Regions from separate parts of the Homo sapiens genome. Here regions 2 and 3 are each linked to region 1. Evidence: chromatin contacts called from ENCODE Hi-C or POLR2A ChIA-PET data. All regions are on one chromosome and are shown on one strand. The core of a region is the stretch at or near the end of the contact, and the rest is flanking DNA. Distances in the headings are between cores, read along the strand shown. Region 1 overlaps RBL2 (RB transcriptional corepressor like 2). Region 2 holds the start of ADCY7 (adenylate cyclase 7). Region 3 holds the start of BRD7 (bromodomain containing 7).

Region 1 (4,443 bases), core at 1,199-3,698:
TACGTTATCATATCATAAGGTTTTAGGACTGAGAGGGACCTTGGAGGTAACTTTTCAAATCAACTTGCCAAAGGTTATGCATAAGATGATGAGATTCAGCCTACTGGGCTTTTAATTAAAACTCAATGATATTCCTACCAGTCTCAGGGAGATCAAAGGAACTAAATGCAGTGAACTTCCTTTCCAGGATAAGGATGTTTTATAGAGCTTACAAAAGTTACAGTGGTTTTTGTCCTGCTTTATGAACATGTGGAACTCTATTAATCTTTTCAAATCTGAGTCACCCTTCAGAACTTACCTCAGGTTCAACCCTCTTCATAAAGTCCTTTGACAATTCCCATCATCACTGAGCTTCCCCCCGCCCCCACCTCACCACTCCCTGAAATCTTGAAAGAACAGTTGGCAATAAGACACTTTTGTGTTTTACTCTACACTGTCTGGTGTTATTAGTTACTGTGTCTTGTATTATATTAAAGAAATCTAAGGAAAGAAGATCTTCCACTTATACATCTTATTGCTAGGTCCTCTATAGACTCACAACAGGACTGAGTATACAATTGATAAAAAATTATTCATGGGTGAATTAAGGCATTAATAATGAAAGAATAGGAAATTGGAAAATGGTCAATAACCAAATCTTAGAAAGCAGACAGGGCTCAAACTAACCTGAGAATCTGTTCCAGTTTCTCACTTGGTGCATTCCTGAGGCCTGTCAGCATGGTGTGAAGACGACTCAAGCTATGCGTAGCTGTAGAAACTGGAGTCACACAAGGGCTATTCTCCTTAATGTACCTAACACCAGTTAGTGGTGTGGAGATTCTAAGTGCTTTGGACTAAAGAAAAAAAAAATTACACAGAATTAATAAACATTTTTTAAAGAACATTATTTTAGGCCAGAAAGACTTTAATTCACTTCACAAATGGGACTTCAAGCCAGTAAGACTTTATCTTTACAATATCAATAAATTTTAGTGACTCAAATGTCACCATTCTTGGAATTTAAACATAACAGCATTAAGAGCCGCCAATATCCATGTGAAGACGAAGGTGTGAAAGAATAATTTGTATTTTAGCTAACTAAAAGTTTGTCTCTTAAAAGTTAAAACTCTAAAATAAGGTACAGCTCCCTACATTCCCTCTTGTAAAACTTATGCTCGGAGGCAAAGATAAGCATTCTGCTCACCTGAAAAATTAAGATTATTCTCAGCTCTGAGAAACAGAATTTCACAATTCCCATCTACTGCTATTTTTGCAGACACTCAAAGATAAAAGAAAATTGTGATTAAATTTGGTTCCAAAAAAAATCCATGATTTAACAAAAGCCTACTGATATGGTTTGGCTATGTCTGCATCGAAGCCTCAACTTGAATTGTATTTCCCAGAATTCCCATGTGCTGTGTGAGGCACCCAGTGGGAGGTAATTGAATTATGGAGGCCAGTCTTTCCCGTTCTATTCTTGTGATAGTGAATACGTCTCGCGAGATCTGACGGCCTTATCAGGGGTTTCCACTTTTGCTTCTTCCTCATTTTTCTCTTGCCACCGCCACCTAAGAAGTGCCTTTCGCCTCACACCATGATTCTGAGGACTCCCCAGTCATGTGGAACTGTAAGTCCAATTAAACCTCTTTTTGTTCCCAGTTTTGGGCATGTCTTTATCAGCAGCGTTAAAATGAATTAATACACCCACCATCCAAATATTCAAATTTGCTTCAGAGACAGATAATAAGTTGAACATTCCCTAAAAAGGCAACTTGATGCAGAACAGCCTTCATTGGTCTTCCTGCCCCTCCTCTACCTTTGGTTACCAGAATCTATCACAGGTTCTCCCCCTAAGGTAGACAGGTCTTCAGAGAAATAAGTTAAAGTCAACATTCTTGACAATAAATATGGAGAAGATGTGACTTGGTGTCAAAGGAGCCAGTAAAACATCTTTCTGATTTTTCAAATAAACTCTGAAAGGTTAAGATAGCTTAACAATGTCTTTTAATATTCAAGATAAAATTTCCCTGTGTATTAAATGTACTTATTCTAATTTTTTAAAAAACCTAGCAAAACTTTCACCTGGCAACAGAGCCAACTATTCAAGTTTCATAAGATATAGAAAAGCACAGAAATTTACTGTATACAGAAACAAACCTACATGTTTTCTCTATGTCTTAAAGTGTAATACAACTAAGACTTTCACTTTGTTTCAAAGAAATTCATTCTATAATTAAGTCAATAAAATGATTTGGGTAGATTATTGCATTCAAAAGGCTGCTCCCTGCCTTACAAGGTTTCTTGCAGCCAACTACTTCACTGTGCATGAACCGATGCCTACATTGGGAGGCACTGGGAGGGAAAAACACCTTGTACACAAACAGGAGAATCAACAGCAGCCAGCAGCATATAACCACATCACCCACAGGCAGCAGTAGTTTCACAGAGGAAACTAGGTGTGACAACCACAAACAGCTTCCTGCCAGAGTCCTCAAGGTCAACATGGTGCTTCTTGGTAGCACTGTGCTTAGCTTAAAGCTTCCTGTTCATTCTGATCAAGAGGAATCTTTAACTTGGGTGCAAATATTAAGTCGGTATCTTAAAAATATTAGGATGTTCCATCTCCAAATGAAGACTTACAAAATTTGGAGTGACCCTGAGCTTTGTCCTTAGTCCTCTTGTATTCTCTCTCAATTCATACCTCTAAGTAATCCCTCCTCATTTTATAGCTTTAAAAGCCATCTACGGCTGGGCATGGTGGCTCACGCCTATAATCCCAGCACTTCAGGAAGCCGAGGCGGGAAGATCATGAGGTCAGGAGTTCAAGACCAGACTAGCCAAGATGGTGAAATGCCGTTTCTACTAAAAATACAAAAAATTAGCTGGGCATGGTGGCAGGCACCTGTAATCCCAGCTACTCAGGAGGCTGAGGCAGGAGAATCGCTTGAACCCAGGTGGCAGAGGTCACAGTGAGCCGAGATTGCACCACTGCACTCCAGCCTGGGTGACAGAGCGAGACTCCATCTCAAAAAAAAAAAAAAAAAAAGCTATCTGTACCCACCCTGATGACCCCAGGACATATATACACAACCCCTAACCTCTACTGTGAACTGTGAACTCCGGTCTTGTATACCTCAACTGTCTATTCAACTTCTCTACTAGGATGCTTAAAAGACATCTCTAATTTAACATGCTAATAACCCTAACTCTTGATTCCCCTTCCCCCAGACTTGCTCTTCCCTCTTAATAAATTTCAGTAGTAAATGTTCCCCGAATGTCTACTATGTGCCAAGCGCTGCATACAACACTGGTCACAGCCTTGGTGAAGCTTATATTCTAATGCAAGGAGACAGGTAATAAACAATTCTTTCTACCTACCTCCCTACTTACTGTCAGACAGTGATAAATACGAAGAGAAACACTAGCAAGCAGAGTCAGGGGGAAAAGAAGTCCTGAGGGTTGGGGAGGATGTTGTGGTTATTATTGACATAGCAGTTGGGTTATCAGAGACCAGAATGAAGTGAGAAGGAAGCCACATGAGTCTCTTGAAGCAATACAGTTTAGGCAGAGGGAATTGCAAAGGCAAAGGCTTTGTGTTGCAGGCATGCCTGGCATATCTGAAGAACAAAAAAGGAGGTTAATGTGGCATAAGTGGGTGAGGAGGGAGGAAAGTAGATGAATTCAGAGAGAGCCAGGGCCAGATAACTTACAACATTACAGGCACTTGTCAGGATTTTAGCTTTTATATCATTCACCCAACTGGAGACATCACTGTTCTCTTTTTCTCATACCCTAGATACAAACCCTCGGTAAATCCTGTGGGTGCCATCTCCAAAATATGGCCCAGCTACAAACCATTCTCTGAAGCAAGCCACCATAAACTATTGCCAGAATCATTCCAATAGCTTCTTAACTCCCTACTTCCACCCTTGCCTCTAATCCCACTTTCCCAGAAGACCTTTAAAAATGTAAATCAGTCACTCCTCTTAATAACCCTCTTAATGGCTTTCACCTCAATCAGAGCAGAAGCAAAAGTCCTTACGATGGCTTCCAAAGCCTACACGGTCTGTCTGGCTCTCTTGTTCCCTCTTCCCTGCATTTCTTTTTCTTCTTCTTTTCTTTTTTTTTAAAGACAGGCTCTTGCTCTGTCACCCAGGCTGGAGGGCAGTGACGCGATCACGGCTCACTGCAGCCTGGAACTCCTGGGCTCAACGAATCCTCCTAACTCAGCCTCGCAAGTAGCTGGGCCCACAGGTGGACACAACCATGGCCAGCTTATTTTTTGTATTAATATTTTATGTAGAGACGGGGTCTCACTTTGTTGCCCAGACTAGTCTTGAACTCCTGGGCTCAGGCAGTCTTCTGCCTCAGTCTCCCAATGTGCTAGGATTACAAGTATGAGCCATCACACCTGGCCTCCCGTCACTTCTTACCACTTTTTCCCTCACTCTATTCCTACCACAC
Region 2 (4,443 bases), core at 639-3,138, 3.2 Mb after region 1:
ACAGAGTGAGATCCTGTCTTAAAAAAAGAAAAGAGGCTGGGGGTGGTGGCTCACACCTATAATCCCAGCACTTTGGGAGGTCGAGGTGGATGGATCATTTGAGGTCAGGAGTTTGAGACCAGCCTGGCCACCATGGTGAAACCCCGTCTTTACTTTACTAAAAATACAAAAATTAGCCAGGTGTAGTGGTGTGGTAACTGTAGTCCCAGCTACTCAGGAGGCTGAGGGAGGAGGACGGCTTAAGCCCAGGAGGCAAAGGTTACAGTGACCCAAGAGGGTCACTACTGCACTCCAGCCTGGGCAACAGACAGAGACTCCATCTCAAAAAATAATAATAAATAAAAATAAGAAAGAAAGAAAATACCACCGGAGACGCTACCTCCACAAAGCTCACACCTGCCCTTCTGAGGGCCACAGAATCTGGAACAATCTGAGAGCCTCCCCTCCCCCACACTCTGCACCAGGAGCTGCAGGTAAACCTTGGGAACCCAGGGCCTCTGGAGGTGGGAAGACAGACAACTGGGTGGGAAGCGAAGGCTGTGCAGCAAACGCCTTCCTGAGCTGCAGCCCCCTCAGCCTCCTGCACTTCCTGCAGGGCTGGCACTTGGCACTTCCTCTCAAATTGGCTGGCTTGTCACTTTTATGTCTCCTTTGGCCTCGTCTAAGACAATAATACAGTCATGATGTCACAATGGCAATGTCCTATTTACAGATTTTTTTTTCCCCAAGACAAATACTTAGATTTTAAACATGTCCTTCCACACACAGGCTAGAACCCCCTGTGATTCCCTGGGCAGCCCGGTCCTCACTCCGAGAAACACTGGTGTTGAGTCCACCCCTCACAGCCTCCATCTGCAAGATGGTGATGCTAGTGAAGGCCCACGGTCACATAGCCCTTCCAGACACATCCAGCCCACACTGGCTGCCCGTCCAGGCCTTGGACCCAGGGCCCCTGTCGTAGGTGGCTCGGCCTGGCCCCTACCTCCAGGCCCTTGGCTTCCCCCTCCCGGCCCTCCCTTCTCCTCTCCAGCAATGGCTGTCCAGGGAGGAAGCCCCCAGCCACAGATGTCCCTGCCCTTGACCCTGATGTGATGACACAGAGAAGAGGCAACTGCCTCACCCTCTGTACATACATGTTTAGATGAATGCATAGAAAGCTCCAGAAAGACCCGCTCCAGAAAGACCCACTCCAGATGGCCCATGCGGTCCCTGGGGGATAGAGGAGAGGCATTGCAGGGAAAGGGAAACCAGTCTGCTTTTTGGAGGCATCTTGGTTTCCTGACCCTCAGGCATGCACTCCTTTCAGAGGTTTTGTTTGTTTTTTGTTTTATAATTTCATAAAATTAGTTGAATTGGCCTTCCCTTGCCAATGTTTCCTTTCATTGAGAAAAGTCATGTGTGCTTGTAAATGTAAAATTACACCCTCGAGAAGGAGTGTGGACATTTGAGAGTCTGTGGTTCCTAGAATTCCAGATGGAACGGGCCACATGTACAACATTGTGGTCACAACCGCACTTTCTTGTCAGGCTGGGAAAAGCCAGTGACAAGTCGCCTCTGGTCCCCTGTTGAAGGGCCGCCTCTCCCAGCCATCTGCCCAGTAGGCTCACGGAGCCTCCTACTCCCCCAGCCCAGACCCTGCCCAGTGCACTCCCAGGCCAGGCTGCCGGGTGAGCTGCTTCCCACCCACTGTCCAGCCCCGTCCCCTGGGGCTCAAGCCACTAGGACTGGTGACACTCCATCCCCACACCCCACTTTTACCTGGCTCTCCTCCCCGGCCCCAGCAGCCGGCCAGGGTCTGCAGGGAGGTGGCCCGGCCCCCGCCTGCCCTTCCTCAGACGCGCCCAGGCTCACCCATCCGAAGGCTCCTTCCACGCTACCTAATGAGAGTGAGTCACATCTGGGACCCACCACTTCCTGCTCCGGCAGCGGCAGCAGCGGCGGCGGCGGCAGCAAGGCTAAGGCACAGCCCACAGCCCAGCCTCTCGGGGTGTGCAGGGCCCCCTCCCCCAGCCACAGTGCTGCTCTCCGCAGCCTGGGAGCTGCCAGGCCTGGGAGCTGTCGGGCTCCAATGACTTCATGGAAATTTGAAGCTTGAAGCTGGAACAATTTTGAAAAAATAATAATAAAACAAGCACCAAAAACCTCCATTAGAAGCCCCAAGACAACTGTTCAAAGTGGGGAGCAAATGCATCCTTAGTGAGCAATTAGCAATTAGCGGCCTGGCCTGAGCCTCCTGTGGGCTCTGACGCTCACAGACAGGCCCCCCGCGCCTTCCTGGGACTCAATTTCCCTATCTATGTAGTAAGGTGGCCCCGTCCACCTCTGAGAGGGGCCCAGGAGAGGTCAAAGATCTTCCAGCCCAGCCCACTGCCTCTCCATCTCACCTACGCTCCCATGCTGGGAGCAGGGCAGGGGCAGGCCCATCCTTGGGGCTCCTATTCCAAAATCAGAGTCCCTGGAGAGCCCCCAACATCCCTGGGCACCATGAGGCTGGGAATCAAACCCCAGCACCCCTTCTGCTATGCCAGGCCTCAGTTTCCCCACTGGGATCATGGGGCGCTCAGTGGCGAGGGAGCAGATCAGGAGAGGCTAAGAGGAGAGAGTGGAGACTCCCAAAACAGAGGGGGAGGCCTCCAGCCCGCTGGCCACAGCAGCACCTGGTCCTCAGGGAGCCCTTCTGAGCATGTGACTGGCATCCTGGGATTACGAGCTCCTCAAAGCAATGGTGTACCTCCTCCACCTCCCACATCCAGGGTCAGACACCCCTCTTCTGGTCTTCTAACCCCTGCACCTTCCTCCATCACAGCACCTCTGTGCTGTGACCACTGGTTGCTGGTCTGTCTTTCCTAGGTTATATCCTTGAGGAGGGCAGAGATGGGAGGGCAGCTGTAATATCAACAGCTGTGTCCCCAGCGTCCAGCCCCAGCTGGTCACAGAGTAGACATCCCACACATACTGATCAGGAGGAACTGAACATGTTAGGTGCTGTCTCTGTGCCAGGCCCCATGCAGGGAACTAGCAGGTGATCTAAGGTCTGCCATCTGGTGGAGACAGGCATAGGACTCACACAGGGTTCCAGGCTGCTCCAGAGGCCACAGGAGGGAGTGGGAGACCTCAGGGGATCCTCCCCATCAGGGTCGCCCTCCTATCAGCAAATGTCTCCCTAGCAAATGTCCCAGAGCAGAGAAGGAACAGACATCATCATCATCAAAAGAGGGGAAAGACAAGCCACTGACTAGGAGAAAGTCACATCCTATATGACTGACAAAAGACTCCTCCCTAGCATATATAAAGATCTCCCAGGCTTGGCATGGTGGCTCATGCCTGTAATCCCAGCACTTTGGGAGGCTAAGGTGGGCGGATCACCTGATGTCAGGAGTTTGAAACCAGCCTGGCTAACATGGCAAAATCCCGTTTCTACTAAAAGCACAAAAATTAGCCAGGCGTGGTGGCATGAGCCTGTAATCCCAGCTACTTGGGAGGCTGAGGCAGGAGAATCACTTGAACCTGGGAGGCAGAGGTTGCAGTGAGCCGAGATCACACCACTGCACTCCAGCCTGGGCAACAGAGTGAGACTCTGTCTCAGAAAAAAAAAAAAAAAAAAAGACCTCCCACAAACCAATAAGAAAAAGACAAATGGCCCAATTAAAAGATGAACAAGAGACTTACACAGGTACTTCAACAAAGAGGATGCCAAAATGACCAATAAGCACATGAAAAAGATACTCAACATCATTAGCCACCAGCAAATTAAAACCATATAGAGATTCCACTGTACCACTAGAATGGCTAAAATTAAAATGAAAATACCAAGTGTTGACAAGGAGGAGAAGCAGCTCTTCACTCTCATGTACTGCTAGTGGGAATGTAAAATGGAGCCACCATGATGAAAACTGCCTGGCAGTGTGGACAAAAGCAAACCATATGCTTCCCCAATGACTCAGCAATTCAATCTCAGGTATTTACCCAAAAGAAATGAGTACATGTGTCCACAAATGACTTCTATCCAAGTGTTCAGAGAAGCTTTCATCCTAACAGTCAAACTGCAAACCCAAACATCCTGCAATGAGTAAATGGATAAACAAATTTTCATATATTCACACAACAGAAAATTACTCAGCAGTAAAAAGGAACAGATCACTGCTAACACACAACATGAATGAATATCCAAGATGGCAAGGACAGTGAAAGACCCACCCACAAAAGACACATTCAGCACGTTTCCATTTATATGAAACTTCAGAAATGATGAAACTAATCTACAGTGACAGACAGCAAGACAGCGGTTGCCTCTAGGGAGGCCGCTGATTGGAAAGGGGCACACAGGAAACTTCTGGGGGCTGAGGAGGTTCTAAATCTCCCTGTGGGTGCTGGTTATACAGGCGAGTGCCTAAGTACACTCATTACCCTGTACATTGAAGGTTTGTGCACTTGCCTGTATGT
Region 3 (4,443 bases), core at 1,236-3,735, 3.1 Mb after region 1:
ATCTGTGACCCCAGGACTCAAGTCAGCTCTGTCTCACTCACTCAAGAGCTGTTGGGCTGTTGGGGGAGAAGTCTGGGCACAGCTTAACTGGGGCCTCTGCTTCTGGGACTCTCACAGGGCTGTGATCAGGATGTCAGCCAGGGCTGAGGTCTCATCTGAATGTTCCACTGAGGAAGGATCCACTTTGAAGCTCACACAGTTGCTGGCAGGATTCAATCCTTCAAGGCTGTTGGACTGATAGCCTCAGTTGTAGCCGGATGTCAACTGGGGCCCAGCCTCAGGTCTTTGTCACATGGGCTTCTCCAGCATGGCAGCTTACTTCATCAAAACATGCAAGCCAAGAAGGCAAGAGAGACGGTCAGCAAGTAAGACTGAAGTCTTATGTATCCTCAACACAGGAGTGACGTCCATCATCTTTGCCATATTCTATTGCTCTGAAGCCAGTCTCCAGGCCATTCTACACTCACTGGGAGGTCATGAATGGCAGCAGGCAGAAATCTCTCAGGGGAGTCTGCCCGAACCAGGACCGTGCAGCTCAACTAGCATTTTCTGGTGCCTTCTATGTGCCAGGCATGGTATTAGTGCTGAGAATTTAAAACTAGATGAATTTGGGCTTCCACTTCCAGGAACATTTTTCTGGGAGGTGTTTTCTGCTACGTACTCTTATTCACTTTCCATTGATGTGACCACTTTGTGACCTATGTAGAATCACTCTTGAGAGGGTAGGGAAATTACTAACTTGATAGTATGGATGAGTTCACCAGACCTTTTTCCTCTGAGGGGCATTTGGACAGTAGTAGTCACTGTGCTAGGCACTGTAAGTACCAAGGAGGTACCCAGGGTAATGAGGAGCAGACAGGTAAACCCACAGGTTGAGCCTGGAGCAAGGCAATGCCACAATAGAGGCCAGACCCACAGTGGGAGTTGGCATAGTGGTTCTTAAAGCAAAATAAGTTACAGACAGTGGATGAAAAGCTGAAACCAAGCTTTGCCCTATGCTTAGGGGGCCTAGGGGGCCTAGCTGGCTTGATTTCAGAGCAGCAGAAGGTCTCTTCCCCAACACAACCCCTCTTCCCACACCCTGATCTCTGCCTCACGGACACCAGAGAGGCTTGTTACAGGGAAATAATAGACACACACTTTTAGCTTTCATGAAAAAGCAACTCTCTTCATTAGAAGAACCTCATCTTCCCTGGCTAACCATAGAAGTCTGGCAGGAGCTGCCAATCACAGACTCCACTTCTCTTGGCCAAGGGGGTGAGGGGGTAGATTTGGCATCCAGGCCGAATCAATCTCCCATCCCCTGTCCCATAAAACATGTGACACAAGCCAAGCCAATCAGAGTCCTTCCCTGGGACTGTTTTCCAGGTGAAGCTGACAGGAAGAGATCTTTTTCCCAGTTGGTCAGGACACTATAAAGAAGAGGCCTCAGAAGCAGATGGTGGCCATGTTTCCAGCCATATAGGAAAGAAGGGGGGAGATGGAGACCGATATACAGAGAGACAAGAGAGAGAGCGAGCTGGCATGCCAGTCAACAGCATTACATCCTTGGTTCCTGTCTTCCCTCTGGCAAGCTTTATTCTTGCCCTTTCTAGACATGTAAACCAATAAATCCCTTTTTATTTACTTGAAATAATTCAAATTGGTTTCTATTAGTTGCCAACAATAGGGTCCTAAAATATAAGCCTATAATTTCACCACTGAAGTTCAAGGTAAAGCTACAAATCTTCCTGGGAGAGGTGATTCATGGGTCTAAATTGTTACTAAAGTATAAATGACTGATAACAGATCCTTTCTTAAGAGGAGACTATAATTACGAGCTTATCTGAAAACAGACAAAGCACCATACAGCTAGAAGTAAAGACAGTCAAAACGTCTGGTAACCTTCACCTATCAGCACATAAGTTTTTTTTAAGATTAGAATCTTCAGTCACCAATGTGCTGAGTTTGCTGGGTCTGGCACCCAGTATGGGGTTCAGTCAATATCGTAAAAGGGAAGAAACAGAAGCAAGGGAAAGTGGAAAGAAAGGAAGAGTGGGGGAAGGAGGAAGGGGAAAAAAAGAAAAGAAAAAAAGAGGGAAGGAGACGGGAAGAGGAGAAGGAAGGGTGATGAGGGAGGAAGAAAAGAGAGAAGGAAGGCTTGAAGGGAGGCAGTAAGGAGGGAAGAAAGAAAGGAAGGAAGGAGGAAGGAAGGGAAGAAGGGAAAGAGAAAGAAAGAGAGGGAGGGAGTAAAAAGAAGGGAGGGAAGTGGAGACGGAGGGAGAGACACACAGAGACAGAGACAAGACAGACAAATTGAGGGGAAAGGGAGGAAGGAAGAAAGACGAGAGTCTGAGCGGTGGATCCCGCCCCGGCCCCGCCCTCGGCCCCGCCCCCGGCCCGCGAGCTGCAGCACCACCTCCGGTCGCCAGGGGCCGCCACCCGCAGCCGCCGGCACCCTGTGCGCGCGGCGGGCCTTCTTTCCCGCCTCTGCGCCGGCCGCGCGCCCCCCCCGCCGCCGCTCTCGGGCTCCGGCCGGGTCTCGCGCGCCGTCTTCTCGAGAGGGGCATCGCGCCGCCCGGCGCGCGCCGCCCCCCTGCCTCGCGGCGCGGGGTCTCGCGGGCCCCGCTCCCGCCCTCCGCTCGCCTGGCCCGGACCGGAAGCGGCGCCGCACGGCCTGGGCCTGGCGCGGGGGGCGGGCACCGGGGCCCGGTCGGACATGGGCAAGAAGCACAAGAAGCACAAGTCGGACAAACACCTCTACGAGGGTGAGGAGGGGGCCGGGGTGCGGGCGGCGGGCCCTCGGCGGCTCTGCCGGGCTTCCGCTCTTTCCCAGTGGCTCCGGGGCGGCCCGGGGCCCTTCCTTCCCACGGCAGGCCCAGGCCGGCGAAGGGGGCGCGTCCTGCCGGAGGCCGCGCTGCCCCCCGTGCGGCCGCGGCATTCGAACCCGGGTCCCCCTGGTCCGGTGGGTCTCTGGTGGGGAGACGTGAGGCGGGCCCGGGAGGCCTGGGAGCGTTCGGGGCGGGCGGCGCCGCCGCACCCCCGGGCCGGGGTCCGTCATTCAACAGGTGCTTCGCGGAGCGCCCAAAGCCGCCTCGGGCTTGCTGCGCCTTGGCGCTCTGCATCCTTAGCACTCCCTGGAGAGCCCCGATTTTAATCGACGCGCTTTCCTTTCTTTTCTTTTCTTTTTTTAAGAGTATGTAGAGAAGCCCTTGAAGCTGGTCCTCAAAGTAGGAGGGAACGAAGTCACCGAACTCTCCACGGGCAGCTCGGGGCACGACTCCAGCCTCTTCGAAGACAAAAACGATCATGACAAACACAAGGACAGAAAGCGGAAAAAGAGAAAGAAAGGAGAGAAGCAGATTCCAGGGGAAGAAAAGGGGAGAAAACGGAGAAGAGTTAAGGTACAAGTGGTTACATTGCTTTGGCTTTGCGGACGGCACTGCCTCTTCCAGGTGCCAACCTCATTTTATTTTCTTTGTATCTGGGGAAAACAAACGCCTCTAAGATCTGGCTCGTTTGAGGAGGAGCAGGACAGAATAGAGACATGAATCATCTATGAGTTTCAGCAAGTCGTTTTTGGATTATACTCTTAGGCAATTGTACTCGCACATCAGGTGAGGAAGCAGCTAAGTCCAAATTTTGAGGAGCTGCTTCAAAGAATGGTTTTTCCATCTAGGCAGGGTAAAAAGTCATGCTCAAGAAAGCCTCAGTGTTCAAGGATTGTCAAAAATAGTCATTTCAGAAGCGAGTGGGATCTACTGGGGTTTAAAGTTTGTTCTGAAATAAATATTATAATGCCAAATCTGTAATGAGCAACTTTAAATCTTTTAAAACAGTGTTGTAGTGTGTTGAGAAAATTTGGTCAGAAACCTGTAATGGAGATTGATATTCTTAACCATTTGCATTTAACAGAAAAGAATGAGTAGCTACCATCTTGGTTTGAAAGCTGGGCAAAATAATAATTAATGGCTGGGCCCAGTAGCCCACACTTGTAATCCCAACACTTTGGAATGCCGAGGTGGGAGGATTGCTTGAGGCTGGAAGTTCGAGACCAGCCTGGGCAACATAGCAAGGCCCTGCCTCTGCAAAATAAACTACAAAAATTTCCAGAGCCTGGTGGTGTGCACCTGTGTCCCAGCTATTCAGGAGGCTGAGGTGGGAGGATCCCTTGAGCCCAGGAGTTTGAGGTACAGTGAGGTATGATCATACCACTGCACTCCAGCCTGGGCAATAATACGAGACTCTGTCTCTAATAATAATAACATTGTTATTACTGTTATTAACTTTCCAAATTTAACCTGCCACTGAACGACTTATTACATCAATTATTGTGAAGGTAAATTTTCATAGGTTAGTTATGTAATTTTTCTTATGTTTATATATACAAGAGGAGCTTTCTCTTCCATGTGATTGAACACATTGCTAAGTCACCAAGTCTTAGAGATCTTATTTTGGGGATTT

What was found. A loop is a pair of places that touch in the nucleus more often than their neighbours do. ChIA-PET counts read pairs that join two places held with the same protein, here RNA polymerase II (POLR2A). Pooled maps may share reads with other maps.
Region 2: a pooled map shows a loop between it and region 1 (6-fold over the local background). The contact joins the promoter of ADCY7 here to the enhancer-like site in region 1. A Hi-C loop is called at or near these places in 4 of 50 pooled maps. POLR2A ChIA-PET finds 5 or more read pairs at or near these places in 2 of 52 experiments (CD8-positive, alpha-beta memory T cell and GM12878).
Region 3: a pooled map shows a loop between it and region 1 (9-fold over the local background). The contact joins the promoter of BRD7 here to the enhancer-like site in region 1. A Hi-C loop is called at or near these places in 2 of 50 pooled maps.

Annotation. Positions count from the first base shown.
Region 1 is chr16:53,455,841-53,460,283 of GRCh38, reverse strand. RBL2 (RB transcriptional corepressor like 2) reads right to left here. Exons shown (of 22, transcript NM_005611.4): 9 at 667-833. Among named protein-coding and RNA genes, the nearest start is that of RBL2, 24 kb to the right of the region's middle. Within about 2 kb of position 2,448, at least 6 of the 41 ENCODE cell types and tissues checked have a DNase peak (open chromatin) inside an H3K27ac peak, as active enhancers do; they include GM12878, where a contact is called at or near this core.
Region 2 is chr16:50,263,996-50,268,438 of GRCh38, reverse strand. ADCY7 (adenylate cyclase 7) reads right to left here and starts at 1,888. Exons shown (of 26, transcript NM_001114.5): 1 at 1,759-1,888. RefSeq lists enhancers at 2,116-2,205, 2,151-2,744, 3,812-3,991.
Region 3 is chr16:50,367,030-50,371,472 of GRCh38, reverse strand. It overlaps BRD7 (bromodomain containing 7), which reads left to right and starts at 2,485. Exons shown (of 17, transcript NM_013263.5): 1 at 2,485-2,747; 2 at 3,175-3,383. The coding sequence starts at 2,699. RefSeq lists silencers at 2,307-2,556, 2,587-3,096.